Regions from separate parts of the Homo sapiens genome. Here region 1 is linked to region 2. A link is an interaction called in ENCODE POLR2A ChIA-PET data of the cell type or tissue named here. Cell type or tissue: B cell. All regions are shown on one strand. Links, peaks and the distances in the headings refer to the core of each region. The heading gives the core; the rest is flanking DNA.

Region 1 (4,383 bases), core at 189-4,188, 100 kb after region 2:
AGCAGATAAATTGGACATTAAAAATAAAGACCTGCTTTTGGCCAGGTGTGGTGGTTCATGCCTATAATCCCAGCACTTTGGGAGGCCAAAGCGGGCGGATCACCTGAGGCCAGGAGTTTGAGACCAGCCTGGCCAACATGGCGAAACCACGAATCTACTAAAAATACAAAAATTAATCAGGCGTGGTGGCATGCACCTGTAATCCCAGATACTCGAGAGGCTGAGGCACGAGAATCACTTGAACCCAGGAAGCAGAGGCTGCAGTGAGCTGAGATCACGCCACTGCACTCCAGCCCGGGCTTGACAGAGCGAGACCCTGTCTCAAGAAAAAAATAAATAAAGACCTGATTTCGCAAGTATGAGTCAGTAGAAAGTCAGACACAGACACACATACTATCATCCTTAGTATTATCTTACTCAAGAATAATAGCTAGTTGTAGGTAAAAGCTTAAATATTTCACTCCAGGAAAATACCCAGAAGGGATGAAGGTAAGGTAGGAGAGGACTAGAACAACTACATAGCCAATACCTGGCAGAAGATTCAAAATGTAATGAACAACACAGATGATAATGGGATGAACATAGAGTTGCTCCCTTCATGGGCCACTAAGGGTTAAACACTGCCTCTTCCCTATACCATAATTGTTTCTTCACACAAAATAACCACTGTTATGCTATTACTCCATTATTCCTTTTAAATACTTACTATCATCTCCAACAGGACCTGCTGAACACTGTGCTGGAGGGTCCCGTGCCAGATCATTCAATTCCTACAGAAAAAAGAAAGAAAAGAAATATATTCAACATAAATGTACCTTTTATCCATTACTAAAGTTTATATTGTTACCAATATTCTCTGTCCTGCTGGTGAAACTCTCTTAAGAGCATTCCTTCAGAGTAAGAGATGAGTAGATTGGTGAATCTTTAAGGTATTTTGGATTCTTCAAGGCAATGTGTATTTTTTTAAAGTGGGTCATTTTTGCTTTGTTCAGAGCTTAGCAAATAAATACAATCAGGAAGGTAAAACATGTGTCATGTATTATGGGCCGGGCGTGATGGCTCACACCTGTAATCCCAGCACTTTGGGAGGCTGAGGCGGGCAGATCACTTGAGGTCAGGAGTTCGAGACCAGCCTGGCCAACAAGCCTGTCTCTACTGAAGATAGAAAAAATTAGCTGGGCATGGTGATACATGCCTGTCATACCAGCTACTCAGGAGGCTGAGGCAGGAGAATCCCTTGAACCAGGGAGGCGGAGGTTGCAGTAAGCCAAGATTGCACCACTGCACTCCAGCCTGGGTGATAGAGCGAGACTCCATTTCAAAAAAACAAACAAACAAAAAACATGTATTATGTATTAAAGAGCCAAAAATACTGTTTTTTTTGTTTGTTTGTTGTTTGTTTTTTGAGACGGAGTCTTGCTCTGTCGCCCAGGCTGGAGTGCAGTGGCGCAATCTCAGCTGACTGCAAGCTCCGCCTCCAGGGTTCACGCCATTCTCCTGCCTCAGCCTCCCGAGTAGCTGGGACTACAGGTGCCCGACCCAAACGCCCGGCTAACTTTTTGTATTTTTAGTAGAGACAGGGTTTCACCGTGTTAGCCAGGATGATCTCAATCTCCTGACCTGGTGATCCGCCCACCTTGGCCTCCCAAAGTGCTGGGATTACAGGCGTGAGCCACCGCGCCTGGCCAAAATTGTTTTAATGTAAACATTTCATTTATTATTTTTCAAAAAAAAAATTTAAGGCCAATTTTTGTACCTCAAAACTATTAGGTTACACTTGGGACAAGCTCCTAAAGTCATAAATGTTCCAAAATTATACTGGACCATCTGACAAGTTGATATGCTTTCAGTGGAAGTCCACTACCAGGGTTCTAAAAGTAGAAAAAACTTTGAAGGAATATATTTTAGGCTGGGCACAGTGGCTCATGCTTGTAATCCCAGCACTTTGTGGGGCCGAGGTGGGAGGATCACCTGACGTCAGGAGTTCGAGACCAGCCTAGCCTGGTGAACATGGTAAAACCCCATTTCTACTAAAAATACAAAAATTAGCCGAGCGTAGTGGGTGCATGTCTATAGTCCCAGCTACTCGGGAGGCTACAGCAGGAGTATTGCTTGAACCCAGGAGGCAGAGGTTGCAGTGAGCCAAGATCATGCCACTACACTCCAGCCTGGGACAACAGAACGAGACTTTGTCTCAAAAAAAAAAAAAAAAAAAAAAAAAAGGAATATATTTTAAAAGGCTGACTGAAGTAATAAAAGCCACCATAGAGCTTTGTAGTTCCCAGGAGCGATGGCTCACACCTGTAATCCCAACACTTTGGGAGGCCAAGGTGGCGCCAATCACTTGAGGCCAGGAGCTTGAAACCAGCCTGGCCAACATAGCAAGACCCCATCTGTACTAAAAAAACACAAAATTAGCTGGGAGTGGTGGCACACGCCTGTAATCCCAGCTACTTGAGAGGCTCAGGCAGAAGTAATGCTTGAACCCAGGAAAGGGAGGTTGCAGTGAGCCGAGATCATGCCACTGCACTCCAGCCTGGGTGACAGAGGGAGACTCCATCTCAAAAAAAAAAAAAAAAAAAAAAAAAAGGCTTTGTAGTCAGAGATTGGTCTACCTGGAATAATGCTTTACAACCAGTTACCAGCTTCTCAGCTTTTTAAACATAAAAGCCCAGAAACTTGAGACTTGTTATTGGGTGAGGATGCCTGAAAAATCACAAGGCAGGAAATCATACTATATTCCATTTCCCCTCAGCTTGGTTTTTGAGACAAAAAGAAAGTTCTCAAGAAGAACTAGTTTTGATTATACTTTAAAACTACAAGAGTAAAAACAGTAAAGTCTAAGATTTTTTAAATCCAAAACCATTTAGACTCTTATGTCGTTTCATCCTGTCTGTAAGCTTGGAGTACACAAAGCATAAAGTACAGAAATAAAGTTTGAAAAAGGGCCAGGCACAGTGACTCATGCCTGTAATCCCAGCACGAGGCTGAGGCAGGCAGATCACGAGGTCAGGAGATCGAGACCATCCTGGCTAACATGGTGAAACCCCATCTCTACTAAAAATATAAAAAATTAGCCAGGCATGGTGGCGGGTGCCTGTAGTCCCAGCTACTCGGGAGGCTGAGGCAGAAGAATGGTGTGAACCCGGGAGGTGGAGCTGGCAGTGAGCCAAGATCACGCCACTGCACTCCAGCCTGGGCGACAGAGCGAGACTTCGTCTCAAAAAAAAAGAAATAAAGTTTGAATAAAAAGAAGGCTCTGGATTGAGATAACGATTAACTTACTCAAATATCTCAAATTTTAGATTTTATGTCTCTAAAATAGAGATTTTCTGCCCATCTCAAGAAAAAAAGTAATAGCCTACTGTATAGTTCCCATTCTCAAATATTACTGACAGCACAGGTTGGTATAACTAAGAACACCTGGCTTTATTTAAGACATTGCTATAGCAACAGGTTGTTAATTAAAATATAACTTGAATTTAACAATTTAACAATTGAACAATTCTGAAGTCCTGCCATGTTCATTAAGTGGAATTTTACTTTTGATTTCGCTTTAATCTTTTGCCCCTTTCAAACTGAGTTACTTTTTTCCATGCTGAATAACATCAAGGTTTTTAACTCAAGAGCTAAGATTTATCTAAGCAGAATACAAGATCCATCAGTCCATTTCAGGAGCCAATATAATTTTAAAACCCTAAGCCAAACTTAGGCTAATAGACATTTAACACACTCATTCAACACTTCCTTGGCTGATGGCACTGATACAGCTGAATCTCAAAAGCATACTGCTAAGTGAAAGAAGCCAGACATAAGGCTACATGATGTATGATTCCATTTATATGACATTCTAGAACAGGCAAAACTATAGTGACAGAAAGCAGATCCATGGTTCCAGTGGCTGGAGGGAGTTGGAGGGGGGAATAACTATAAAAGAGACATGAAGAAAATTTGAGGAGTGATAGAAATGTTCAAAATCATTATTTTGGTAGAGATTGGACAACTATATTTGTCAAAACTCAAATTGTACACTAAATGTTACTGTAATACCCTATCTCAAAGTTGTTTATTATTTTTTTTAATGTAATTTTTTTTTTAGATGGAGTCTTGCTCTGTTGCTCAGGCTGGATGCAGTGGCACGATCTTGGCTCACTGCAAGCTCCGCCTCCCGGGTTCACGCCATTCTCCTGCCTCAGCCTCCTGAGCAGCTGGGACTACAGGTGCCCACCACCACGCCGGGCTAATTTTTTTTGTATTTTTAGAAGAGATGGGGTTTCACCGTGTTAGCAGGATGGTCTCGATCTCCTGACCTCGTGATCTGCCCACCTCGGCCTCCCAAAGTGCTGGGATTACAGGAGTGAGCCACCGCACCTGGCCTATTAT
Region 2 (4,383 bases), core at 86-4,085:
TGGGGCCAAAAGAGGAGGGTACCGCATGGAAGCCAGCGCCCTGGAGGAGAGTAGCTGGGCCTCAAAACACAGGCATGGCTGGTCAGGAGAGGGCAAGAGGAAGGCTCTCCGATTCCAGGCAGAGGAGAAGTGCATGGACAAAGGCTTGAAGGTGAAATGGGCAAGGCATGCACTATCTGGTCAGACCTTCAGGCTGCAAATGACAAAAAGCCAACACACACTGGCTTAAGCAAAATTGGACCCTACTGGCTCGTTCTAAGGCTCAAGTAGAAGAGTGTTTGGCTTCAAGTTTAAAAGGGTCAGTATCCCTTTGCTGGCTTCATTCATGGGTAGCTCTCCTCAAAAGGTAGGTGGCCCCAGATTCCCACACTACCAGATCAGAGAACCCCTACTTCTTCCCAGTAATTTTTTTTTTTTTTGAGACGGAGTCTCGCTCTGTCTCCCAGGCTGGAGTGCAGTGGCACAATCTCGGCTCACTGCAACCTCCACCCCTCCAAGTTTAAGCAATTCTCTGCCTTAGCCTCCGGAGTAGCTGGGATTACAGGCGCAGGCCACCACGCCCGGCTAATTTTTTGTATTTTTAGTAGAGACGGGGTTTCACCATGTTGGCCAGGCTGGTCTTGAACTCCTGACCTCGTGATCCACCCGCCTTGGCCTCCCAAAGTGCTGGGATTACAGGCGAGAACCACCGCGCCCGGCCTCTTCCCAGTATTTCTAACCAAACCTTGGGATTCAGCCTGATTGGTCAGGCCCAAGTCACATGTCCATCTCTGAACCAATCACTGTGGTCAGGGAGGATGAGTTAGCTGCTTGGCTTAGTCCCTCAGCACCAGGGGTAGGTAGAGTCCCTCTAGAGCCTTAAGGCTGGTGGCAGAGGTGAAAGGTAGTCCTTCCAGAGGAGGGTGGGCACTGGGGGCCTGTCAACACCAGGGTGCCCTAGTCCCAGGGCTGGATTCTAGACCCTGGATGACCCCTCCATGGGCAGCCTAAGGACCCCCACTTTCTCCCCAATGCTAAGAGTTCCACCTGTGTAGATGACAAACAGCAGCCCAGCTCTGGCTAGGTGAGAGGGGCCTTCAGGAAGCTTCCTGATCTAGGACAGGAGAGGTCTTGGGAGTTTTCCCTGCCAGGCCTGCTCTGGTGCCTTGGATGTCTCCATGGGCCCATCTCGTCTCTCCACCCATCCTTCACTTTTAGCTCAGATATGAGCTTCCTCCTAGAGTTTGTTTCGTTATCAGAGTCTTTACTTGCCTTTTACAAAGTTACCCACTCTGGCTAGAGCCCAGGAAGGGCAGTCTTGGAATAGGAAAGACTACGGCCAGGTGCCAGGAAGGACTGCCACAGGGAGAGCCTTCCACCCTATAGCCAGGAATGGGTATGGCTCTCAGTCTTATGAAGCAGTCAGCAGCCAGGCCAGCCTCCAGGTTAGGGTGAGCACTGCAGCAGCCCATCCTGGAGCCAATGACCCTGGAAATAATGAGTTGTGTTCACTTGCCAGAAGCAGGAGGCACCAGTCTTCTGGCAGCCATGCTCATGTGTTTGCAGCATGGACTTGGAAGTCATACTGACAGAGACTTGAATTCTAGGTTGGCTGAGTGATGTTGGACTTGCCCCTCTAGCCTTTGGTCTTCTCATCAGGAAAATGAGGATAATGCAAGGAAGGCCTGACCTCAAGGGGTAGCAAAGTTCCAAAGAGATATTGCACACCAGGTGTTGGCACCACTCTTGGCACAGAGATTCTTCCATGAAGGGGCAACTGTTAACTACTAGTATTCTTCTAGCTTTGACTGGCCCTTAGCCTAGAGCTCAAGGCAGCCTTTTCTGGACCTCAGTTTCTCCATTTGGACTTCCAGCCCTCTCACTCCCAGAGTGGGTGACTTGCATGATCTCAATGAGGGGAGGACCCCTCCCACATCGGTCAGTCCGTGGGGGCGTGGGGGGGGTGTGGGAAGGCTGTCATGCCCAACCAACATTTTCACCAGGCTGGGCGGGCAGCGCCAGGCAGGCGGGAGCTGGTCAGGTTTTTAATTGAACACGATGCAAATGAAATGTAAATACCATGCAAATAAGCTCTTGCCAGGAGGCGCTGAGCTGGGAGCAGAGGGAGCAGGGAGGGGACTGCTGAGTAGGGCTCCTCCCCGGCCTCCACTTTTCTCTCTCCTGTGGCTGCCCACGCCCACCCCCTGGTGCTGCCCACCCAGCTAAGCCATTCCATTTGGGGAACAGCAGGCGCTTCACCTCCCGAGTCTCCTCCCAGATGCCTGTGGCTCCTGGTGATGGTGGGGTGCTTGAGGAGGCAGGGACCCCATAGATGGGGCCAGGCTGACACAAACACAGTCACACAGAAAGACCCACATGTAGACATAGAAGGAACAAACAGATACAGACGCAGAAATGCACATTCCCTGTCAAGCCCCCTGCAACACTGAGAGACCCCTCAGAGACAGCCAGTCACACATAAATATACACGATTGTACATTCAGTCATAAATACACACAGCGGCACAAATAGACCCAGCCGCAGAGGCACACGTGTGTACACACACACACACACACACACACACACACACACACACACAAACTGCCTGCCCTGCCATAAGGACTTCAGACTGAGGTCCTTGTGCCGGCTGAAGGTCAGAGAGTGGGACTTTGGGGAGTGGGGGAACAGGCACCCTGTGTGGTCAGAGCCTCGTGGCCTGAGCAAAGCCAGGCAGGCAGAAGGGTGGGGAAATCTTCAGGGTGGCCTGGGCCCTTTGCCCACCCCCATCCCAAGACCCATGACCACACCCCAGGGCTCACGGCCACTAGAGACCCCAGGTGTTGGTCCATCCCCTAAGTCCTCAGGGTCCACTGGGCCTATCCCGGGATTTAGAGTCTCCTGTGGTCCCACAGCACCCGCTCCTGAGGCAGCCAGCCATTTAAGTGAGGCTGGTCCAGGGTGACAGAGCCTGGTCAGCAAGGTCAGAACTCATGCCCCACCCTGCCAAGGGTAGGGGGTGACACACAGGGGAGTAGGAAAAAGCCTGAGCGTCTGGACCCACATCTGGGGGTGGTCCCAGCCCCCTCCTAGAGGTGACTCACGTCCTACATTTAACTCTCATTAGCGCCTCTGAGCCCAGCTGGGAGGGACAGCGGCCAACCTCTCCCAGCACAGGGAGCTCTGGGTGGGCCGCCCTCTCAGCAGCCTCAGTTTCCCCCCTCTCCAGGACCTGGCCTGGGGACAGGGGCTGCGTGGGAGAGCGGCGCTCCTAGTTCCCTTCGCCTTAGCAAGGGCTGGCCTCCATCCCACGGAGGGAGGGACTGGGTGTGGCCTCTTCCAGGAACCACCCCAGCAGGCCCCCGCCGGATGCAGCGGCAGCGGCACAGTCCCCCCACTCCCCACTCCGCCCCCCACCAGCCAGGCCCAGAGGTCGGGAAGGAGGGGAGGGCCAGAAGGCGTAGGATCGGAGGCGGCCGGACTTGCTGCTGCTCCGCCGCTTGTCCCTATCCGGCCGCGGCCCTCCGACAGCCGCAGCGCGAGGGAAAGCCTGACCCAGGGCGGGGGTGGGTGAATGGGGGCCAGGGAAGGAGAGACGTGGCCAAAGACCCAAGGCGGTTCCCGGCCTCCTTCCTTCTCCGCTTCACAAGCGCGGCCCTGCTCTCACTGTGACTGCAGCTGCCCTGTGAGTCGCTCATCGCGTGCCGACACCGTGGGCGCAGGCCCCAGGGAGGCCACGCTAGAGACCCCCACCCCGCCCCAGGAGGGGCCGGTTCCGCCAGCCTCCACCACACTCCCTCCCCCTTCCCTGCTCTGTGGGAAGGAGGCAGCTGGGGCGGGGGTGGCCGCGGGAGCGTCTTGCCCGTGTGATCGTGCCGAGCGGGGAATTCGGGGCCATGTGGGAAAGACATTAGTGCCGGCCGCCCTGCCAGCCAGGAATGCGCCCCCCGCTCTGCAGCCGCCGCCTGCCTGGCCCAGAAACGGTGACTCACCCGCTCCGTGTTCCCACCCCCTCATCATGCACCCTCCCCTGCCCACCACAGGCCTGGCCCCAGGCTTTCCAGCCTCCCCGTTCTGCTCCTGCAGGTCCTGCTACCTGCCTTGCCCATCCTCCATTCTCTCAGTTTCTTAGAACACTGAACCAGCTCGCACCTCGGGGCAGTCCGCAGTCACAGCCCCCCGCCGCCCAAGGAGGCCCGTCTATCTCCCACAAGCTCTGGTTAGAACACTCCTTTGGGACTTAGTTCCTGGGGCTGTCTTCTCTCCAGACTGATCGCCCCCGTCCCGCTACCGGACCAGGCCAGGAGCACAGGGCAGGTGCAGAAAAAAGGAGTCAATGAAACCTCTTCAGCTCGAGAAGCAGAGCACTGTGTGGGAGTGCTGTTCCTAGGGCTCTTCCTCTAGGAA

Evidence for each region. ChIA-PET counts read pairs that join two places held together with the same protein. Peaks named below come from ENCODE experiments on the same cell type or tissue, not always from the same donor. Only the 100,000 strongest peaks of a DNase experiment are listed, where the experiment ranks them.
Region 1: POLR2A ChIA-PET joins it to region 2 with 6 read pairs; 5 of 35 experiments call an interaction of 5 or more read pairs at or near these places.

What each region holds. Positions count from the first base shown.
Region 1 is chr5:139,596,759-139,601,141 of GRCh38, reverse strand. UBE2D2 (ubiquitin conjugating enzyme E2 D2) reads right to left here. Exons shown (of 7, transcript NM_003339.3): 2 at 707-770. Among named protein-coding and RNA genes, the nearest start is that of UBE2D2, 38 kb to the right of the region's middle. In B cell, for the core only: no CTCF peak of the experiment used is centred there; no DNase peak of the experiment used is centred there; H3K27ac peaks cover 2,380 bases.
Region 2 is chr5:139,696,551-139,700,933 of GRCh38, reverse strand. No RefSeq gene overlaps it. Among named protein-coding and RNA genes, the nearest start is that of PSD2-AS1, 47 kb to the left of the region's middle. RefSeq lists enhancers at 1-550, 2,025-2,994. In B cell, for the core only: no CTCF peak of the experiment used is centred there; DNase peaks (open chromatin) are centred at 1,983 and 3,583; H3K4me3 peaks cover 1,088 bases; H3K27me3 peaks cover 2,362 bases.